Linked DNA regions of Homo sapiens: all the other regions are linked to region 3. A link is a loop called in an ENCODE intact Hi-C map of the cell type or tissue named here. Cell type or tissue: endothelial cell of umbilical vein. All regions are shown on one strand.

The links. Peaks named below come from ENCODE experiments on the same cell type or tissue, not always from the same donor. Only the 100,000 strongest peaks of a DNase experiment are listed, where the experiment ranks them.
Region 1: it touches region 3 in a loop (5-fold over the local background); 4 of 110 quality-filtered maps call a loop at or near these places.
Region 2: a loop joins it to region 3, with 4 times the contacts of the local background. A loop is called at or near these places in 7 of 110 quality-filtered maps.

The regions. Positions count from the first base shown.
Region 1 is chr2:168,770,557-168,778,556 of GRCh38, forward strand. It overlaps CERS6 (ceramide synthase 6), which reads left to right. Exons shown (of 10, transcript NM_203463.3): 10 at 1-4,578. CERS6-AS1 (CERS6 antisense RNA 1) reads right to left here. Exons shown (of 3, transcript NR_045787.1): 2 at 4,265-4,395; 3 at 1,395-4,082. Among named protein-coding and RNA genes, the nearest start is that of CERS6-AS1, 12 kb to the right of the region's middle. In endothelial cell of umbilical vein, a CTCF peak has its summit at 3,330 (motif pointing right); DNase peaks (open chromatin) are centred at 395, 3,395 and 3,835.
Region 2 is chr2:168,944,750-168,952,749 of GRCh38, forward strand. It overlaps ABCB11 (ATP binding cassette subfamily B member 11), which reads right to left. Exons shown (of 28, transcript NM_003742.4): 20 at 108-212; 21 at 1-17. Among named protein-coding and RNA genes, the nearest start is that of G6PC2, 47 kb to the left of the region's middle. In endothelial cell of umbilical vein, a CTCF peak has its summit at 4,068 (motif pointing right); no DNase peak of the experiment used is centred here.
Region 3 is chr2:169,138,491-169,146,490 of GRCh38, forward strand. It overlaps LRP2 (LDL receptor related protein 2), which reads right to left. Exons shown (of 79, transcript NM_004525.3): 70 at 7,257-7,433; 71 at 4,184-4,303; 72 at 1,965-2,055; 73 at 1,053-1,120; 74 at 761-881; 75 at 87-216. Among named protein-coding and RNA genes, the nearest start is that of DHRS9, 73 kb to the left of the region's middle. RefSeq lists a silencer at 3,289-3,583. In endothelial cell of umbilical vein, a CTCF peak has its summit at 3,467 (motif pointing left); a DNase peak (open chromatin) is centred at 3,451.

The DNA.
Region 1 (8,000 bases), 370 kb before region 3:
CACTACCCTATAATTAGTGCAGTCTTATGTTATAAAAGAAAGAAGTTAACTATATTTGGGGACAAAAAAATATTTCAAGAGTTGATAAAGATTACCTGTGCAGTGCAGAGCACTTTAATGCAACCAGCTTTCAAGAAAAAGCCCTATCTAGTACTTGATGTTGATGTTTTTATTTTGCTGAGCAAAATAAAGCCAATGGGAGAAAGACTATTTTACCCTTTGCTTTTCTCCTTAAACGTAATCCAGATGACTTTCCTGTTACTAAACACTGAGCAGCATTACACTACAATGCTTCTTTGGTTTCCAGGAATTTTTTTCAAATGGGGCTGTTTCTGGAAAAATGAAAAATTCTATTGGACAATGGCAATATCAACAATGAGGAAAATTACTGAAGAATAAGTTTCCATAAGTCTCCTACATAGCAGTGTTATTTATGTACAGATAAGAAAACCATATGTCAGCCAAAGATTTTATCTCTTCTTCTAACTTTTAGTAAGAGGAAAAAGGGATTATAAAACCCTTCATAAATCAAGAAGGCCATCACTTAGAACGAACCCCAAACAAAAATGCCATAATATAAATGTGTGAATCAGGGCTGTGAAGACAACAGCAGAAATGCTAACAAGCGTGCAGAAACACCAGAGAGTGCGTATCCTGCTCAGAACCATTCACATTTAATTCAATTCTTGGAAAAAATTAAAGCTTTTTGCCCACAATTTGCAATCTGTGGGTTAATAGTTAAAAGAATGTTCCCAACCAAAAAATTCTTACCGTAATATTATATCTTGCCCTACTTATTTACAAAATAATATGTTTCTGTTATGGTCCTTAGTAATAATTGAAGAGGCTTAGAAATACATCTGCTTGTTTATTGAGAAAACGATGCAAATAATTCTGCTTTTAGAGCCTTGTTATTTTATTTCACAAAACAGGCATATGTCTAGGAGTGTAATTTGTGGATGGTTGAGTTTGTAAGAACAATCATAAAAGGACTTGTTAGTCTCCAGAACATCTGCTAAAATGCAAGTATATGTATAAGGTAATAGCATATTACAGCTGAAAATTTTGAGAAGGTAAAAGTTTCTTAATTAAAATATGAACATATTTAGCTTGCTTTAGTGTCTGGGGCAAGTCCTCTCAATGGCTAAAATTAACTTTAGAGATCCATGTGTTCAGGTTTAGATCATATGACACTCGAGCACAGAAGAATAATTTCAAGGAGGTCATCTTGTAAATTAAAGGTTTAGAAGAATTGCATAAAACGTAGTAAATGGGGTCTGTCATTAGCAAAGGCAAATCTAAGCAATCATTTTTCCCCCCAGAAGTTACTTAGAAGGAGAACTGGGAACACTTGGGGTCTCTCTAACTGATGGCATTCACTTCACACAGTCGTCTATGTTATCCAGAGATTTTTATTTCATTTTACATTTTAGGGCACAGTTCTTTGGGGCTAATTAAAATGGGGTTTGCAGGCTTTTTATGGTGAAGAATAATATATCTCTGTCTATAGCTTTCCCATGGTAGCCTGATAAGGCTGAGAGAGAAAAATATGTGCAGTATCTCATCCTCCCCCTGTACCAGGCCATAGCTTTGAAGTGTATTTTGTAAATTCAACTATAGGTTAGTCAGAATGCTGTTTTTCGTTAATTAACTTAGCCTGTGTTGATATCTCCTCCTTCCTGGTCACATTCAAACCTTCCCAGAGTACAAAGGGGTATGTAGAAAGGATTCCAGAAGAAGTAATACTTTATTCTCTAATGTTAATAGCTTTTCTGGATCTCTTAGTAGGGGGAAAGTAGAAAATCGAGTAGAATTTGGCCTCAGGTCAATAAATGATATAAAAACATGTGTTCTATTTATGTATATATATGTATGTTTCTCCAAAAAGTGATAAAACCAAAATATCACTGACTCATCCCTACCCATATTCTTTTCATAAAACCCACTCACCAGGTACAATAGAAACTTCCCTCCTTGTTTGTCAGCCTCCTGTTCATGTTCCCCACACACCTGAAGGTGGTAGAATCTTTTCAGCCTCTTAGCCAGTGAGCTAAATATGGCTAAGCACAGGTCATAAGAGCACCTAAGGCCAGCATATAAGCCAACTACAGTTCACCTTTCCAAATTTGGTCCTATGGATGTTGAGCATAGGGAAGCAACTCTCAGTATTTTGGATTATTCAAGTGTATGTGGTAAAAATGCAGATGATTGCTGCTTTACCCCAGGGTTTATTAGCATCCTACTTCTGCTGGGCTGCATCATTATATAATGCCACAGGCATCTAGTCAAGGTAAAGAAGCCAGAAAGGTTAGGCAAGAAGTGAGATAAAATCAGATCACCTTTGATCAAAATGGTTGGTGAACCTCCACATGTCCAGTTCTGTTGCCAAACTTTCCATTCAGAGTATTTGGTGGAGTTTGAATTTGAGCAAACTAAATGCCTTCATCTTAGGTAGAAAGGGCCTGAATCTTCCATTTTATATTCAAACCTCATTGTTATTTGGCCTAAGTAAAAAGTCAGATTTCATTTCCATTTACCTGAGTTCGCTTTAAAGAGCTTTTCAAAGAGAGCTTTATAGACACCCACAATTGTCCCCAATCTCTTCATGATGTTGCATTAATAGTTGTTTTTGTCCCTTTCTTGGAAATGTTAATGCCAAAGTTGCCTGAACATTGGGCGGTTTTCTTAATTTGAAGTATAAAAATTATAAAGAGTAATTCCAAAGGTATTAAAAGATTGTTTAACAGTATGTGTGGTGATGTCATTATCTCCAGAGAGGCTTCAAGAAATCCTTTGGAAATAAAAAGTTAAATGTTTACATTTCATGTGGTATTTCAGGTCTTCAGGTTCTGATTAGCTTACTTTTTTCCTTTGTCTTTGGCTGATTTCTGCTTTGTAGATAAATAATAATAGCCCTGAGATGTTTCTAACATTTAAATAAGAAAAAAATCAAATCGAAGTCAGCCTGCTGGAAAAGTGATCACATGGCAGTTGCAGTAACTTGTATGGAAAGAGAAAATGCAATGAGCCCAGTTACTGCACTTGCCACTACCATGCTGTCCATGGAAGGAATAATCAGCAGTTCAGTTGTCACAAGCCGCCCTTGAAGAAAACGCAGCAAAATATTTTAAAATGAAGATATTGCAGTCCCCAGAGCCAGTGAAGGTTTCTTTTGGTAAAATGAAATTGTGCCATTGTCAAAGTACCCCGTAGTGATGAGCACTGACTGGTTCACTGGCCACATTTTAGTTCTTCATAATAATAGGCCACAAAAGGGCTCTGTGGTTTGCCTCCATGTGCACTGGCCCCTCCCCACCCCTAGGGGGCACTCAGTAGCTGCTGAGAAGGCCTGTCCACGAGGCTGTTGGAACCCCTCCAATAAATACTTAGAGGTAGTGTATCTGATGCTTGTTTTCGTGGAGAAAATTGTATTGGAGAACTTAAAACATCACGAATATTTTTAATAGGATCCGCAGACACCCAAAGGAGAAGCTTGGTCTTTTCCAGGTATTTCCAACTTGAGTTCAACCCAAAGCCTTTGAAAGGAATGCATTACCACATGACCACATGCTGAGACCCCATGGGGTCTAACACGGGACCTAAGAAAGTCTCTGCAGCCAGATAGTACATGGTGTCTCCACAAAACTAGGCATTCTGGAGATTGCCCAGAAAGGGATGTGAGGGGACCGTTAAGATCTGTCTTGCTTATCTCATGCACTCACATTCCTTCAGCCTCCTGGAGTTCCTGATAAAAGGAAGCCAGGGTGTGGACATTTTTTAGCTATTGATTTCCCAATAGCTTGTGGATCAGTTGTACACCCACACTTCCTTCTCTGCCTAATTCCGTTTTTCTGGAAAAAGTAGTATGCCCATGTATGTGTGTTTTTCTTAACACAGGTCCATGAAAGTTTGGCTTCCTGGTTTGATGTCTGTTGCGTGGCCTGGAAACCAGGGAGCAGCAACTATTGAGATGGTTTCTGTGTTCAGTGAAAAATTCTATTTCATTGAGACAATTTTTTCTTTATCCACAGTAATTTTTTGACACTGTCATCATGAAACTACCCTTAGGAAAATAAGATTACCTGCAAAAAAAAAAAAGAAATGAGTTATGGAATAGGAACAGTTATGTGATGATTCTGAAACTTTAACTTAGAGCTTCATTACTTTAAGAATGGAAAACAACCTCTGAGTTTGATTTCCCAAAGTTTCATAAAGCCCCTAAGCTCATGATTTTCATCAACTCTTTGCCCACATAGTCATTTACCTCCACAGCCGTTTGTTGTCATAGAAGGGGTGGTGGTGTTTGGATTTGATTTTTTTCAACTTGCAGTGAGAAATAGGATAGGTGACAAAACCTTACTTGTTTTCTTAAGACAATTCAGTGCTTGAGCATCTCTGTCAGAAATGGAATGAAATACTGTTAGCCAATTAGAATTATTTTATGTATTGTTATTGTGTTTTGCTGATTTTTATATGAAAATATAATTATTCATTCTTGATCTCTGGAAGCAATCATTATTATGAGGATCATTTTACTTTGGAAACACTTTCATAATAAAGATAAGTATTAAGAGTGCAGTGTAAGTGCCCTTTACTGTAAATGCTAACCAGCTCGTGTGGGTAAAACATCACATCTCACCTGATGAGGTTAATAAAGGCTCACATCATCCCAGTAGATTGTTACAAGCCTCGTCAACTCCCAGTATCATTGTGATCATTGAGAAAGTAATGTTACGTTAACTTGGATAGACTGTAGTATCTCTTTGAAAATTAAGATTAAAACCTCAATGCTAAATTTTATGTAGCACTTTATTCTGGAAAACATGGTTTATAGAGATCATCTGAAATATATCAGGTTATGCTTATTTTTAAAAAAATTTTAAAAGAGGCACCTAGGATAAACACCCAAAGCACAACACAAAACTTCCCTTCTCTGTGTATGCACCCCTCATCGGAGTTTGGCCCACATCATCTTCTCTTGGTTTGTACCTCACTTTGCTAGAACTTCTCTCCATCTTTCTCTGTCTTTCCTGTGAAATACCTCTCTCAATCTGCTCTTCTGCTCTAAGCTTAGGTCTTCTAGTACTCAAAAGCCGTAAAAATAGCACTGAAATTCAACCAGACACCCCACCACTATCACAAGTATTATAAAAAATAAAGCAGATACCCTATTAAAATCTTATAAACATTATAACCACCCCCAACAATAGAATAACTCATGCTGATTTCAAGCATGAGTTATTCTAATAAGTTAAACCACCAACATTCCTCTGAGACACAAAAATACAGACTATGAAAAAATATACTTTTTTGGAATCCATGAATTCTTCAGTTCTACAAAACATAGCATAATCTAATGCTATAAGCATCTGTCTTAGTCTGCTTTCTGCTGCTGTAACAGAATACCACACACTGGGTAATTTATAAAGAATGGAAGTTTATTGGGCTCATGGTTCTGGAGGCTGGGAAGTCCAAGAGCATGGTGCTGGAAACTGGTGAAGGTCATCACATGGCAGAAGGTGCCACATGGGAGAGCAAGCATGCTAGACAGAGGAAACTGAGCCAAACTCATCCTTTCATCACTCCTGAAATAAAAGCATTAATTCATGCATAAGGACAAGGTCCTACCTTAAAACTTGAGTTTTGGAGAGGACATTCGAACTATAGCAGTATCTCTCCCAAGTAGCCAAAATGCAACTCCCTTTTCTCTAGGCCCCATTGCTTACTACTGGGGCTGCCATATCCAACCTAAGCATCTGTTATTCCTGCCTCCTAATTCTGTTTCCACCAGCCGTGCTCTTGCTTCAGTGGGAACAGTGGCAACAATGCTAACAACATTGAGAGATGATAGGACAACAAAGGGGGAGAGCTGTGTACCAAGAACTACTGGGATGCTGGGTGGTCCCTCAGAACCAATTAGCACAGTAACTGGATCCTGGGACCCACACCCTTAATTATTCTCAAAGTGCTGGAGCACAAAGAAACAAAAGTTATATTATTCCTAAACATTAAAATTTTAAATTTTTTAATTAAAAAAAAAATTAAGGACAGGGTTTCTCTCAGTTGCCCAGGCTGGAGTGCAGTGTTGCGATCATAGCTTGCTACAGCCACAAACTCCTGGGCGCAAGCAATCCCCCCAAGCTCAGCCTCCCAAGTCGCTGGGACTAGAGGCACACACCACCAAACCCAGTTAATTTTTTAAATTTTTCATAGTGGTGAAGTCTTGCTGTGTTGCCCAGGCTGATCTCAAACTCCTGACCTCAAGCAATCCTCTCACCTTGGCCTTGATGTGCTGGGATTACAGGCATGAGCTACTGCACCCAGCCTGAAATTTAAAAATTATATAAAGTCTGCCTTAGCCAAGGTCCAGGTGGGAAACAGTCACTGTCAGATGGTTAAGTTGAAGAAACTTTAATAAAAGGATGACTTTACAGAGGCATGGGCTGGATTACATCAAACAAGGGAGAGTGAGGCACCCAGAGGCTAACAAGTATGGGAAGCCTTTACCACCCCTGGGTTGTAACCAGAGGCCAGTGAGAGGGGCTAGTATGGAAGAGAGGCCACTCTTTGGGGGCTACAAACCTGGATGGAAAGAAAATACCCCAATGTCTCTCTCTTCCTGCCTTGTTATACCACGCATTGGCTGGACTCAGCAGAAAGCTGACAGTGCGGAGCCTGGGGGACGTAGGCTACAGGGTTCAGCCTCCCATGGTGCACAGCAACAATAGATGCGGGAGAGCAAACCAAATAAGCAGCATAAAGCCAGTATTCCTAGAGCCTCCCATAGAGTCTGGCATGTAATAGGACACAAGAAATGTTTGTCGAAGAAACAAATGAACCCAGTTACGAGAGAACTAGTAAGATGGGAGCTGTTAGCAATTAACATTCCATCTATTAGGAAACAAGCAGGAGACAGTACTTTGTCTCCAACTCTTTCTGAACTCAGGATTTCCCTGTGTGGGTTCCGCTTCTCTCACTGGTGCCTCAGGCACAGAAGCTGAGGGGCTTTATGGCAGGCTTGGATAAGGGGATTTGACACCAGCATCCCAAGTCCAGGCATCACGGGAGGGAGATGCAGGACTGAGACTAGAGAAGTGGCTAGAAACAAGCTAAGAGGAACTGAAGAGAGAGGACATGAAGAACTAGAGAATGAATGAAACAGTTGTGAAACAAGGCAAGAAGGTCTATGCTCCAGCATTCATGACTAAGTTTTGAAGCACATCTTCAGGTAAGAAGTTTATTTTTTTTTAACTTACTGAATAATATAAAATATCTGCAGAGCCAAAAATAAACAGCAAAGGCTCAGTTCCCTGGCTGCGTAATTCAATCACTCAAAAATACTTATAGAGAGCCCACTAGGTGCCAGGAATTATTGTAGACACTAAGGACAGAATGATAAATAAGACAGATAAGTTCCTACTTCTATGGAACTTACAATAAAGGGAAGCAAAAAACAAATAAACAAGGAGCTGCACATCATATATCATCAGGGAAATGCAAATTAAAACATCAATGGGATACTACTACAAATGTCACAGAGTGGCCAAATTCCAGAACACTAACAACACCAAATGTTAACAAGCATGTAGGGGAACTCTGTTGATTGCTGGTGGAAATGCAAATGGTTCACACACTTTAGAAGACAGTTTGGCAGTTTCTTGTAAAATTAAACATACTCTTCCCGTATGATCCAGCAATCATACTCCTTGGAGTTTACCTGAAGGAGTTGAAAATTTATGTCTGCACAAAAACCCATACATGGATGAAATTTATACATACATAGCAGCTTTATTCATAGTTGCCAAAACGTGGAAGCAACCAAGTTGTCCTTCGGTAGGTGAATGGATAAGCAAACTGTGGTACATCCAGATAATGGGATATTATTCAGTACCAAAAAGAAATGAGCTATCAAGCCACAGAAAATATATGGGGAAACTTAAATACATGTTACCTAGTGAAACAGCCAATCTGAAAAGGTTATGTACTATATGATTCCAACT
Region 2 (8,000 bases), 190 kb before region 3:
TTAGCAAAGGCATATCCCTAAAACATGAAGAGGGAGATGTTAGAGAAATTTTAATGAGAAAAAAGGAAAAATAACTAAATCACTTACTGAAAAATAACATTTCTTACCTGTAGAAATTGGGTGAAAAGAGATACACAGCCCATTGCTACAAAAAGTAGGCACACACCATTGATCTGTGACCTTTGTTCCTCTTTATCAGGAATTGAAAAAGTCTTGGAAAGATAGTAAACAAGAAAGTAACTTTATTATAAATAGAAAAATAAATCTATTTACATGTTTAAAATGAATTTTTCTTACCATGTCATTATATATCTGTCCAAATTCATAAAATATACAACACCAAGAGTGAACCCTAATGTAAGCTGTGGATCTGTGATAATGATGTGTCAATGTATGTTCATTAATTGTAGGAAATGTATCATTCTGGTGGGAGATGTTGATAATGGGGGAGGTTATGCGTGTAGGGTGGTAGGGGGTATATGGGAAATCTCTGTACCTTCCTCTAATTTTGCTGTAAACCTAAAAGTGCTCTAAAAAATAAAGTCTTTTAAATAATGGTTCCACTTTAAACATGCTAGTAATTAAACGAAAGTTAGCTAAGAATATGATGACGATGTACTACAGTCCTCTGTGGGGCGGAAAACCTGGTGAATGAAAACCAATGGTGATGACTTACAGAATTTTTGTCTTGTTATTTTGCCTTTTTAGGCAATTGTGTTGGTTTTTCATCAACACAGATGAAAAGGATGATAAAATGATTAAAACATTTAAGTAATAAAACTGAGAAAGAAGGAAGAAAGGAAGGAAGGAAAGGAAGGAGGGACAGAAGAAGGAAGAGAGGACGGAAGGGAAGAAGGAAGAAAGGAAGCAAAGAGGGAGGGAAGGAGAGAGGGAGTTATGAAGGAAAAAGGGAAGGAAGGGAGGGAGGGAGGGAATCGAGATCTGGAAATGTTGTCTGGGACAAAACTCAAAGTTGTATTAATATTTTGACCGATATCTTTCTCTATTACTAAATGAAAGAAAATATGACTTTCACTCAGGTAATTTGCCGGTTAATTAGTTTTATAGACTATACAGCATTAAAAAAGAAACTATCAAAGCATTGACTGGAATTGCCTTAGGAGAGAAAAAAATTTCATTCATCTGATATTGAGGTTGTTGCCTCTAACTCACCAGAAGCTGAAACATTCCCCCACCCCCTAAAAAACTACGGCCATTGTGAGTGGGAGTTTTTAGTGTATAATGCTTAGTAAACTACACTCAAACGTATTCTGAATTTACAGACATCTGTTCAAGTAACTGAGGATCTTGTTACAATAAGAAAAATGAAAGAACATACTCCAATGACATTGCCTTGTGGTGAAATGGATTTTGTGCATAACAGAACCTTTGTAATTTAGGCCAGGTGAGGGAACTGGGAAGGTCAGAAGTATGCATTAGAGAGCTATACAATACATCTTTATTCATTTTCCTGAATTAATTTGAGTCATTAAAACAGTGTCAACAAATAGTTGTTCAAAGGAGACCATTTATTCAAAAATATTTACTAAGTAGCTATTATTTGCCAAATAAATCTCCTTGGAAACAATATGTGCTACTCCATTAACAAATCCTTTTTTTTGTAAAGCAAAAGTAACCCGTTCAAATTATGGCAAATTACAAAGTGAGTAGGAGGGGTTCTAAATTAATGAGATTTTACTGTTTGTAGGATGAAGTTTCTAGGGCCTTCATGGTGCTCAATACTGGTAAAAGTGGGTTCAGAAAGTAGCACAGTAATTCTTCCCAGCATAGCATAACTCGTAAGTTTACAGAGTCTAAAAATTCAAAAATTTAAAGATAAATATTTTTAAAATTACTGTGCAAATACCCTGAAACCCCAAACTGCGATGCCACAATTCCCATTCCTCCTTAAGGTCACCTTTTATAATGATGGTCTATAGAACAGCAGATTTTCCCATTTAACTCTTATAGATGGAAAATAAAGCCCCAAACATCAAGTTGTTTGTTCAAGTTCATTAAGCTAGTGGTTATTACTAGATAAGAAAATGCCTGTTTTTTGGCTTCTGGTGCAGTGGTTTTCTATTGGGTATGCTCTTTTAGCTTTTTGTATTACTTACCTTCTCAGTGTTAAAAAAAGAAAGAGCATTTAGCTAATGTTAAAATTCATACAACTGTCCAATTCAAGGTTGGGCATCTCTCTATCCATAATCTTTTTTCACAAAATTCTGCTCCACGAGTTCTTTGTATATTCTTATTGTTGAAATGCAACTCCAAGGGCTATCCATCCATAGATTCCTCTGTTCCTTTACTAGTTGTAGTTTTGGCACACATCTTTGCTATTTTTGTAATGGTAAGTTTGTTGAAGGAGAAAACTAACATTCATTAACCTTTTGCTATGTGCCACATGTCAAATGCGTAGATTAACCTGCTGTAACTTAAATTAGGAATTATGATTCTCAAAACAACCCAGTGAGGTAGATTTTCTTGCTCCTTATACAGATGAGGAAATTTATCAAGGATAAATCACTCACCTAAATATATACAGATAGTACAGAGTAGAGACCTACTACAAATCCAGAGCTGGCGACTCTCACATCCATTTTTTTTTTTCCCCAGCATGCTACATCCCAAGTGCTGTGCTTGGAACATTGGCACATTTTCCAAGTCAAATGGACACAGGGAAAGTGAAGCAGACAAATTACGCCTTACATGTATATTGAGGCTTAGCTAGATTGGCAACTGGGCTCCTAATAAGGCCCAATCATTTGCTGGGTCCATTCCCACAGTGTGGTCTCAATACAACAAATGTGCATATTGTGCCCTTTAGGTATGTCAGAAGGAAAATAGAGCAACTATAAATAGACTCACAATTATACCCTGTGAGAAGAAAGCATCATGAGTTTACTAATGAACACATGATAATTATGCAAAGAGACAACCTACTCTACCAGAGAGGAAAAATAGTGGTTTGTTCGGCATCATTCTCTTAGCAAATATAACCCTGTGAGAACAAGAACGACGAGTAGACTTTGGATTTCATCACCTAGATGCTGCCTACTCTGGTCCTGCAGCCCTTAAGTCTCTAAGTCCATCTTAAGGTTTCTGGTTGTCACCAGAAGAAACACAGAGAATATTGTCACCACCAATGACCAAGCAGGTGCTCAAGAAGGACAGCAATTATAGTTGAATCTCTTTTTTTTTTTAACTTAGCCATTTCATGGACCACTAGAGCTGGAAGATATCTTAGAGATCATCTTTTAAATCCTGCATTTTGTAGGAAATGGAGACCGGGAGAAGAGGTATGACATGATCCCAGGGCACACAGGATGTGGTAAGTAACTAGAAGAGCCAGTTTCAGAAGAAAGATCTCCTGACAGGAAAGTCAGAACTCTCCACAGCAGCTCATATGCACAGTTTAGGTGGAGATGGGTGAGGATATTCTTTACTCTGCTTTTATAAGAGGTAAAGAAATAATCAGCAAAGAAGCTGACATTTTGGATTTCTTTTAAAAAGCAAACATCCAGGACACAGGCTTGGATTCTTTCTGATCCAACCCTATTCCCTACACCTTCTACACTAACATCATTGCCCAGTGAAATGCACTTCCCCAGCTTCTCCCTACTAGAATGTCAGCTTTGTGCAAGCAACACACAAACACACAATGATTTTCTTGTCCTCCACTCTATGCCCAACATTAGTTACAATGCCTGGAAAACTATAGGTGGTAAATATCTGTTGAATGATGAGTGGGTTTTTTTTTGTTGATGTTATCTTCCTCACAGACTGAAAACTCCACTAGGGAAAGCATCATAACCGATATGCATTCCCCAGTCCACAGCACCATGTCTGGGGAAGACAATCAATACAGATCTGTCGAGGGAATAAAAGATGATTCATTTTATATTTGGATATTGTACCTACTAGGAAATCAAGAAATATAAATTATTTCAAAGATTTTCAGCATAAAAGTTTATGGCACCATATAACTAGAAATTCAGTTAATCAAAGTTGAGTGTTTCCGATTCTCTACCTTTCTGAAATTAATGTGATTTCTTCACTTACCACAAGGGGGCAATGCGAAAACTACAGTGGTGGCTGGGGCCCTCCTTACACGATGGACTTGATTTTGTTTGTGGATTATCCAGGTTTTTCTGTACAACTCATGCTTGTGGGGTCATTTTTACGGTCAGGAGAGGTGATGTGAGAGAAAGAAATGGAGTAGGGAACTAAAATGTAAGCTTTTATCATTTAATAAGCTCTGACAATGTGATATGTTGGCAAATTCTATAGACTAGGATTCGGTAAACCTGGGCCCTAGTCCTGGCCCCATCACCTTGTACAAGTTGACAGTTCTAGGTTTCCTTCCTTGTGGACCTCAAAGGATTTATGTGTATATATGTGTGTGTGAATTTCAGCCAAGAAAACATGATCACATTTTTTTAAACTGCTTTTTTAAAATTAACTTTTTAAAATTTTTGTATATTTAGGGGGTACAAGCACAGATTTCTTACATGCATATTGAAGTCTGGGCTTTTAGTGCACCCATCACCTGAATAGTGAACATTGTACCCAATAGGCAATTTTTCAACCTTCATCTCCCTCCCATCCTCCCAACTTTTGGAGTCTTTAGTGTCTATTATTCCACCCTGTATGTCTATGTTTACCCATTGTTTAGCTCTCACTTTTAAGTGAGAACATGTGGCATCTGATTTTTTGTTTCTGAATTTTTTCACTTAGGGTAATGTCCTCCAGTTCTGTCCATGTTGCTGCAAAAGACATGATTTCATCCTTTTTATGGCTGAGTAGTATTCCATGGTATATCGTATTTTCTTTATCCAATCCTCTGTTGATAAAAATTTAGATTGATTCTGTGTCTTTGCTATTGTGAATAGTGTGACAATAAACATATGAGTGCAGGTATCTTTTTGACATAATGACTTCTTTCCCTTTGTATATGCCCATATGATGGCTAATACTGAGTGACAACTTGATTGAAGAATACAAAGTATTGATCCCCTGGGTGAGTCTGTGAGGGTGTCGACAAAGGAGATTAACATTTGAATCAGCAGTATGGGGAAGGCAGACCCACCCTTAATCTGGTGGGCACAATTTAATCAGCTCTCAGTGAATATAAAGCAAGAAGAAAAAAATGTAAACGAGCAAGACTGGCCTAGCCTCCCAGCCTACATCTTTCTCTCCTGCTGTATTCTTCCTGCCCTCAAACATCAAACTCAAAGTTCTTCAGTTTTTAGACTCAGACTGGCCTTCCTTGCCCCTCAAGCTTGCAGACAGCCTATTGTGGGACCTTGTGATCATGTGTAAGTTAATACTTAATAAACTCCTATATATATATAAAATGATATATATCCTATTACTCCCATATATATATATACACACACACACACACACACACACACACAAAATAGGATATATATCCTATAAACGCCTATAAATATGTATATATATGTGTATATGTGTGTGTGTATACATATATGGATATATATCCTATTAGTTCTGTCCCTCTAGAGAACGCTGTCCCTAATACAGCCCAGTAGTGGGATTACTGGATGAAATGGTAGTTCCATATTTAGTTCTTTGAGAAATCTCCATTCTGTTTTCCATAAAGGTTGTACTAATTTACATTCTCACCAGCAGTATATAAGCATTCTTTTTTCTCCACATCTTTGCTAACATCTGTTGTTTTTATACTTTTTAAAGATAGCTGTTCTGACTGTTGTAAAATGGTATCTCTTTGTGGTTTTAATTTACATGTCTATGATGATTAGTGATGTTGAGCATTTTTTTAATGTTTGTTGGCTGCTTGTATGTCTTCTTTTGAAAAATATCTGCTCATGTCCTTCACCTACCTTTTAATGAAATTATTTGGTTGTTGCTTGAGTTGAGTTCCCTATAGATTCTGAATATTAGCCCTTTGTTGGATGTAATGTTTGTAAATATTTTCTCCAATTGTGTAAGTTGTTTGTTTACTCTGTTGACTGCTTCTTTTGCTGTGCAAAAGCTTTTTAGCTTAATTTATTCCCATTTGTCTATTTTTGTTTTGGTTGTGTTTGCTTTTGAGGACTTTGAATTAAATTCTTTGCCTAAGCAAATGTCCAGAAGAGTTTTTCCTAGGTTTTCTTCTAGTATTTTTATAGTTTCAGGTCTATGTTTAGGTGTTCTATCTATCTTGTGTTAATTTTGTAAGTGGTGAGAGGTATGGGTCTAATTTCTTTCTTCTGCATACTGCTATCCAATTTTTCCAGCACCTTTTATTGAGTAGGGTGTCACTTCTTCAATGAATATTTTTGTTGACTTTTTCAAAGATAACTTGGTTTTAGGTATGTGGCTTTGTTTCTGGGTTCTCTATTCTGTTCCATTGATCTATGTGTCTATTTGTATACCTTGGTAGAATAATTTAGTCAGCCAAATAATATGATACCTTTAGCTTTGTTCCTTTTGCTTAGGATTGCTTTGGCTATTAGGGCTCTTTTTTTTAGTTCCATGTGAATTTTAAAATTGTTTTTTTCTAATTCTGTGAAAAATGACATTGGTAATTTGATAGTGATTGCATTGAATCAGTGGATTGGTTTGGGAAGTATGGTCATTTTAATGTTATTAATTCTTCCAATCCATGAGCATGGGATGTTTTTCCTTTTGTTTGTGGCATCTATGATTTCTTTTATCAGTGTTTTGTGGTCCTCCTTAGGGAGATCTTTCACCTCTTTGCTTAAATATATTCCTAAGTATTTTTTTTGTAGCTATTGTAAATGGGATTAACTTCATGATTTGGCCCTCAACTAGATCAATATTGGTGTATAGAAACACTATTGATTTCTGTAAATTAATTTTGTATCCTGAAAGTTTACTGAATTCACTTACTAAATTTAAGAGTTTTTGGTGAAGTCTTTAGGGTATTCTATAAATAATATGATTTCATCAGTAAACAGGGATAATTTGGCTTCCTCTTTTCTAATTTGCATGCCTTTTATTTTTTTTCTCTTGCCTGATTGCTCTGGCAAGGACTTCCAGTACTATGTTAAATAAGAGTGGTGAAAATTGGCATCCTTATCTTGTCCCAGTTCTTAGAATTCTTTCAACTTTTCCCCATTAAGTATGATATTTGCTGTTGGTTTGTATGGCTTTTATTATGTCGAAGTATGTTCCTTCTATGCCTAGTTTATTGAGAATATTTATCAAGAAGGGATGATGAATTTTGTTGAATGTTTTTTCTGCATCTATTGAAATGATAATTTTTTCCCTTAATATTGTTTATGTGATATATCATGTTTATTGCTTTGCATATGTTGAACCATCCTTGCATGCCTTGTATAAATCCCACCTGATCATGGTGTGTTATCTTTTTGATGTGCTCTTGGATTCAGTTATTTTGTTAAGGATTTTTACATCTATGTTCATCAGAGATATTGGTCTGTAGTTTTCTGTTTTTGTGATGTCCTAGTCTGGTTTTGGTATCAGGTGATATTGGCCTTGTAGAATGAGTTAGGGAGAATTCCCTCCTCTGATTTCTAAAATAGTTTCAGGAGGATTGGTATTAGCTCTCTGCCTGTTTGGTAGAATTCAGCTATGAATCCTTCTGGTCCTGGGCTTTTATTTTTTTTTGTTAGGAAATTTTTTATTACTGACTCAGTCTTGCTACTCATTATTAGTCTGTTCAGGTTTTCTATTTCTTCCTGATTTAATCTTGGTAGGTTGCACGCTTCCAGGAATTTATCTATTTCCTCTAAGTTTTCCAGTGTAGGTTTTCATAATAGTCTGTGATAATCTTTTGTATTTCTGTGGTATCTGTTATAATATCTTCTTTTTCATTTTTGATTGAGTTTATTTGGATTTTCTCTCTTTTTGATTAGCTAGCAGTTTATCAATTTTATCTTTTCAAAGAAACAATTTTTTGTTTCATTGCTCCTTTGTTTTTTTTTTTTTGTTTGTTTCTATTTTGTATAGTTCTGCTCTGGTCTTTGTTATTTCTTTTCTTTTGCTAA
Region 3 (8,000 bases):
CTTCTCTAGGTGAATTTTGTTCTTTATAAAAAGTATTTATTCTATAAATGACAACCTTCAAATAATCATTTTGAAACCATACTCACCATTGCCATTGACCTGTCAATAGCAGTCTCAGGTCCAAAACCAGACACTCCAATATCCATGTTAAGATCTGCCCCTGATCTGAAGGTCACCCCATTCCCATTTTCAGAGGGCTTGACGAGACTGCTTAAGCTGGAAAGAAGTAACCAAAACAGTGTCTTGTTATTTAAAACAACAACAACAAAAACAACAAATACAACCTTTCACAATAGTACCCTCTCCTCCACATTGCCAAATCTTCCTCAAATGTAATGCTCAATTCCCACTCTAAATTTACACTGTCAAATATGGTAGTAAGTTCCCTTAGCTACCTGGAAACGTTAAAGCACATTCCTGAACCATGAGATCTAAAAGAAAAAGAGTCCAGCACATAGAAGGATAAAGCCTGGGCCATCACACAGCTGCCTTTTCACTCCTCTCTGACCTGAACACCTACCAGTAGGCACAACCATTTGGACTACAAAACACAGCTTGTCACTCAGGCTTTAGAGAAGCACTTGACTAAGAAGTTGGGATTTGAAGTGACTGCTTTACATCCTCACTACTTTTTGTTTCTGTGGAATCGGTGAACTGCGTATTGTGCTTTTTTAACTTAGAAAGAAAACTAAGTCCTTCACATGGCTTCATATGAATTTCTTAGGCTTCAAACATCAACGTTCCCCATAATGAAACTGACCTTGGCAGCTTGGGCAGAGCAGGCAAAAGGGAGCCGGTCCTTCTATAGTGGAAGAATCCTGCAATTGCCAGAGCTCCAATTACGACGATCAAGAGGATTGTCAACAGCACAGCTACTGCGGCTATAGAAGAAGATAGCAGAGAGCACATCAACACATGGGAGCCCGCAATCCTGGCAGAAACTGGGGGCTAGAACCACTCCTTCAAAGACTGGGTTAAGTAGAAAAGCTGTGACAGCATTCAATGTAGGGGCCATGAGTAATTTCCAAGTTGCTCACATTCTTAAAACTTACTTGTTCCTGGAGAGATGCCTTTTGAAAACGCCATTTCACAATATTTTCCGGTGTAGCCGCTAGGACACCTGAAAGGAAAAAGCAAATCATTCACTAGCTGTTATGTTCTTAGGCTTCTACTGCATTTTTCTGAGCACATCCTGAAGTAGAGAGAGCTTTGACTGCATAAATTACATGTTGAACAGACAATGTATCCTGCATGACTTTTGTTCATTCTGCCAAGAGAAGACAAGCAGAAAGAACAGTGCTCTGATTTTAGAAATGCACTTGTAATGGAGTAGCTGTGGCACTGAGGGGGTGAGTCTGGCCACGAAAACCTATTGGTGTCTAATCTATGCAATGCTTCCTTAGAGAGTACAAATGGAAACCATGGTTATGTTTCTTTCTTTTATATGCTTTCATTAAATGCTTTTTAAAGACATCCATTTATCTTGCTCCATGTTAGAGTTTTCGCAACACAGTCATCTTCTTTCCGAATCCATCCCAGTCTTTCTGCTCATCACGAGTGCCTTGTACTAAAGCAGCCCTGCAGACAGCTCTTCTCCCACAGCCCTGTTGTAATCAACAATACCAGGTGAGTAGGAAAATGCTGCTGCCAATTCTCTAACTCCTTGCTCCCCAAAGTGTGGTCCAAGACCCTGTGGCCTACCTAGAGCTTGTTAGAAATGCAGAATCTCTGTGCGTGAGAATGGGCACTTGAACCAGATCTCCACGGGATTCTTATGCACATTCTAGTTAAAGAAGCACTGCCTCAGTTCTCTGTAGACTCCCTCAAGGGAAGGCAAGCTGGTTAAAATGTAAGAATTAGTGAACTGGTGAGGTTCCTGTATTTGTTTTCCTGGCTACTTTAAGGTCTCAAATTTCCCCAGAAGAGGCAAGGCCTATAGCTGGGACCTCAACATTCAGACTTACTTGCATTTGGGGAGGTCAGTCTCATCAAAATAGCAATTTCCTCCGTGCATGCACCTGCATGGGGGGGGCAGGTTGATAGGCAGTTCGATGGCTGCAGGAAGGGAAAGCCATGCAGGTGTTAGTCAGCTGTACTCAGCAGAGTGCCCACACCATGCAAACCGGCCCAGGTTAGGGGTGGGAGGAGGGGCAGGCCAGCCAATTAGTCTCCCTGTCAAAGCTTACCTTCCCCCTAAGTCCAGTGAGTTTCCTTAAGGTCTTGGAGAGTAACATACATTTAGTGGAAAGAAAGGGGGCAGTTTATAGAATTTTTCCCAAAAAACAATGGAGAGGTACTAGACTCTGGAGCACATATATTAATAGTTACAAGAACCTAGTGGTAAAATAATCTCTTAAAATATTCACATTCTCATTTGAAGTTTTCAGAATTCTCCTCCGTGAACCCAGTTAAAATCAAGAGTTTAATGTAGGCCCACCTTGAAACTTCAACTAAAGACACCAAAGCATCAGTAATTGATCAGTCCACAGGCAGTCACATAGCTACAGATATAGAGATATTTGATAGGCAGTTAGCTAGAGAGCTCCTGAGTTTTCAAGTCCTCCCAAACTGCCCTTACTCCAAGTCCCTGCTCCCAGCTAGGCCTGTACATACTCCCAGGATGTGCCTGATGGGGAATTAGTGCTTCAGTGTCTTTTATATTGAAGATGCTTAATAAGTATAGGTTACATGTGTATATTATTTAAAGAGTCTAGATACCCTCCTGGCTCAGTCCTTCAATCTGAGTCTCCACTCAATGTTCACTGTATCAGACAGGTCTTCCCTGAACACTATCTAAAGGACAATCCCCACTCACCCCATCCTCATCCCTCTTCCTCTGCCTTCATTTTCTCCATAGTACCACCTGAACTACCATGTATTTATTGACTTCTCTATTTATTGTCCTCTTAGAATGTAAACTCAATACACACAGGGGGTTTTGTCTGTTTTGTTCACCTCTGTTACCTCCAGCACTTAGAACAGTGCCTGGCACATAGCTGGCACTCAAGAAATCTCACTGGACTAATTGCTTAATTATTATACCAAACCGAGGCCCTATATGGAATGACTGCCATCATTCGTGTGCTTACTTCGGTTAAAGTTCTTTAAAACAAGAATCTTAATAAAATCCACTTGGCAAAAAGTTTAAATGAGAAAAGTAGTAGATGAGGTGACAACCAGGACCACACTGCTCCCACGATGTGAAATTGCAGTAAGTGGCAAAACAATCTATCCACAGCATGGAACAAATCTCAAAGCCTGAAATTGTCATTTTGTTCCAAATATGGCTCGAAATATTGGATTCCTACCAATATTTCCCCAGTAGCGTTGGGATGAGTGCAAGAGTAGGGGAAGAGGGGTGACAAGAAACAGTTTTTTCTCCCTGGATTCATTCCCTAAACCTGCCAACTCCTCAGCCTGTTTGGAATGAGTCAAAGGGTGGTTCCTGGTCTAACTGCCTGCTCCCCCTGGTGGTAGAAGGTGGTTAAGCGTTTTCCTTTCCCCATCAGCTAAAACTGGGGGAAGGCCCCAAGGATGTGAGCCATAAAATGGGCCGCTAGTGAATTGCAGGACGACTTTTTCACAGGCTTTTCCAGCACCGGATGCTAGTTAGGGACACTAGTTATTCGCCCCCATCCGGCTTATTAACTCCTTAAAAGAGTCATTGAAAAAAAGTCTTGCCAAGAATAGATCACCCACAGCGTTTGGGACTAGAATTAAACCACAGCTTCCTCATGCTGGTCTTCGTCTCCTGATAATATAAAGCACTTTTCAAAAGGTAGCCCTTTTTCAGTTGTCAAAACTGGACATGGTTCTCTACCCTGAGGAGCTACAATTAAGGTTGAGTGGATTCTGGGGCAATGGGAATCCAGCTTGAGGTAGAGGTCTTATAAAAACTCACTCTTCAAAATGTCTTTACAAAACAACACAGCAATAGATTTAGGGACACTGGATCTATATTTCTGCAGATCTTAGCAAATAATTCTCAGCAGTCACTGGAACACAGTTCTGTTTGCCCCCTAAGTCCCACTCAACTCTGTTCATACCTCCCACATCCCTTAACCCTCCTTCCAGCCATCCCCACTCTGCTGCAAAGGACCCAGCATACAGGGATTCTTCTGACTCCTGAAGGCAGCAGAGGAGTGCTCCCAGGCCCCCATAGCTGCTTGGGCAGTGCTCCTACCTGCATCACACTCAGTGGTGCTCCCCTCTATAAAGCTGGAGCCTTGGGGACAGGCACAGCTGTATCCTCCAGGTCTCAGAAGGCAGAGGTGGCTGCAGATCTGTTTGCAAAGGTTGGGCACTGGAAAGCGGGTGAGAACAGCAGTTAGGTCCTGACAGAATGAATAACCTGAATACCCAGCAACTGGAAGTGGCTCTGCCAGGTGACAGCAGAGCCTAGGCATCCTCTCAATACCTCTCGTCCACGTGTCAGCTGGCCACTCACCCTCATTTACACTATCATCTCTGCCACCACACTGCAGTGGGATAGTCCCTCTCTGGGCCCTCCAGCCAATTTCTGTACCACTCACATTTTCTATTGGCATCACTTATCTTCTCTGCTGCCCTGAGAGGTTTGGAAGGTGGGTATCTGGTTCACTGCCTAACCTCAAAATCTACTCAGTGCTAAACAACTTGAGATGGTTCAAAAGACCAGTGAGATCCACATATTATACCAAGATTTGTCACTACCCAAAACTGGACAGATCATAACATATGGTCTATCCAAAGTATACTGGATGTGATTTCCACCCCAACCCTCCAAGGAGACATTTCTTCTGGGTTTCAGTTACCTTAATTGCAAGAAAAGGGAATTTAGAGCAATGGTTCCTCATAATCACCTGGGAGCTATTCAAAACTATTGATGCCAGGCCAGGCGCGGTGGCTCACACCTGTAATCCCAGCACTTTGGGAGGCCGCTTTGGGCGGATCACGAGGTCAGGAGATCGAGACCATCCTGGCTAACACAGTGAAACCTCGTCTCTACTAAAAATACAAAAAAAAAATTAGCTGGGCGTGGTGGCGGGCACCTGTAGTCCCAGGTACTCAGGAGGCTGAGGCAGGAGAATGGTGTGAACCCAGGAGGCGGAGCTTGCAGTGAGCCGAGATTGCACCACTGCACTCCAGCCAGGGCGACAGAGCAAGATTCCGTCTCAAAAACAAAAAACAAACAAACAAAAAAACCTATTGATGCCCATTCACAGAGATTCAGATTTGAATTGGTCTGGGGTAGAGTTCAAGTATTACCATTAAAAGCTCCCTAGGTAAGTCTAGAGCCTTATTAATTCTACCTTAGCATGTATTATGATTTATCCAAGGGTTGTACTGGAGTGGATAATCTTTACATTCCTTCTCAGACTAACATTCTGTGATCCTGATTGTCTGTCATTCAAGATGTAACCACAGACAAAGCATAGCTATAAATTAGTAACACATCTTCCAAAAGCCTCCATCAATATCTGTCTCATTACCATTTCGTCGGCCCTCCAGAGTGGAGATTTTCAAACTTGAATGTGCTATCCATCACCTGGGGAATCTTGCTAAAATGCAGATTCTGATTCAGAAGGTCTGGGGTGGGCCTGAGAGACTGCATTTCTAGCCAGCTCCCATAAGGATCCCAAGACTCCTGGCCCATGGCCCACACTCTGAGTAGCAAGGGACTGGAGCAGCGGTTCTCAAAATGTGGTCACTGAACCAGCAGCATCAACGTCACAGGAGAACTAGAAATGCAAATTCTTAGGCCACCTCAGGCATATTGCATCAGAAGTGCAACAGATGGGGCCCACGAATCTATATTTAACAAGCTCTCCAGATAATTCTGAGGCATGCTCAACTTTCAGAACTCTTGGTTCAAACAGGCTGGGCTGGGGCTGTACTCCCCATCCCCACCCCCACCCCCACCCCCACTCCACCAGCACTTTCCAAAGGAGCCGCCTTCCCTGAGCATCAGCTGCCGGAGGGAGATGCTTTTCCTTCAGGGGCAGCCTCCAGACTTTCCTCTGCCTTCTCCTCAGGGTCCAGAGGCGGTAGGGAGGGGAGATAGCCTTTCCAGGTGTACTGTGCCTTCCTCTCCTACCTTTAAAATTGCCAAGTGTGAGAGCCGCAAGGGCACTTAGGACACAAAAGCTATTCTATTGGTAGGGTCTGGAGTATTCTGGAGTGTTTTGGTGATATACTTCCAAAACAAGGAAGCCATGCCCTAGAAAAGGCATTTGCCACCCCTGTCATCTCATGGGAGTCTCAGCTTTGAGTTGCAATTTTTCAAGGCTGATCAAGGTCTCAAAATATCAGCAGACTCAAGACAACCCCAGACTCCACCCATGACTCACATATGGGGACAGGAAGGGAGTAACTTGTCAAAGGCCACATATCCATAGCATTCAACCTGGGACTTTGGCATACTGAACACTGGGCCAATACAGCAAGATGCTGAGTTTTGGGTTGGATAGAATTGAACCTAAAAATTATTTCATTTCTGAGATTAAAACTCACCCATTTGTTATGTGACTTAGGCACACAAGTTACTAAATCTGTCTCGGCCTCAGTTTCTTTATTTGAGATGAGAATAAAATGTCTTTATAAGGTTTGGGAGGTCTTTATAAGGTAATTGAAGTAATAGATGGCTGAATTAACACTGAAGAGAGAATTTGACATAAGAACTTAGTAAAAGGCTATTTCCTTTCCTCACTTCCCTTTGCCTTTCATCTTGCTCCACACACTGCTGAAGGATAAATTAGCGCACAGGTAACCTGAGGAAGCAGGGCCCAGAAGTGGGAAAGTGAGACAGAGGGGAGCGGGTAGGAATGCACATGACTGGCCATTTTAAACTAAGACCTACATATCTCAGGTTGACCTGACTAGCCTAGCCTTGCAATGGGAAGGATAAGATTTCTGATGCCTATGAAACCCATTTTGTGACTTGTTAACCCAACTCACATTTAGCAGGGGACTGATGTCTGCTGGATTCTGTGGCCTAGAAGTACATATCCATCACTCCAAACAATGATGAGGGCTAATATTTTTACTTACCTGCTGATGGTTTGCATAATTTCATTTGACCACCAATTTTATCTTTCTTTGGTGAAAATGGTTAAAACGTTCCTCTCCCCCAGCAAACGTACATACACATATACCCCTTTCATGCACCAAGAGATTAGCTTGTTGTTATCTACTGCCATCTTCCAGCAATATAGCCATTATTTTGAAATAAGATTTCCAAGTAATGAGGAGCATCTTATACCAAAGTTGGTGATTACCTGACTTATTGTATCTGAGTTGATGAAAGATTCGAACTTGAGTGAGCCAAGGGTTCACTACCAGCGTTTTCTCTTTCTTTCCTTGCCCAAATTTATTTTGTTTCCATACTTCTCCCTTTTCCTTAGATATCCAGTATAACTGGTCTTCAAAGATGTCCAGGCTGTAAGGGTTCATTGCTGCTTACCCACAGGGGAAAAACAAAACAGAAGGTTATTGAAAAGAAAATACCCACTACACCCTACCGCCACTTCTAGATCTGATGTCATTCTGCTTGAATTATTCCCTCATACAATGCCTTGAAGCTCTGGGAATATTCAGGCTGACTTTAGCTACATGGGACTGTGAAAGTGTGCTGCATTAGGAGGTCAAGAAGATAGAAATTAAACCACATTGATGTATACCACCCGACACCAATCACAGGGCCCTAGCTCACTTTCAAGTTACTGATTTTACTGCATTTTTGGAAAACAATTTAAATGGCAAGATTTTATGTTTTCTTTTGAACATAAGACATCTATCTGACCAAATAGGAAAAATGTGATATGTGCTGGGTCATTGCAATTCTGCAGAGTCTGAACAACAACAACAAAAAATGTTCATCTCCTAGATATTTACAGTTGTGCATACTGGGCAATCTAGTAAAGTGAAAATGAATGTGTCCAGAAGCGGTTAGACATGAATTAACATTGGTACACATGAAACCACCTCTACTGGGGCAACCTAACAGGAAACTCAGTTATTTC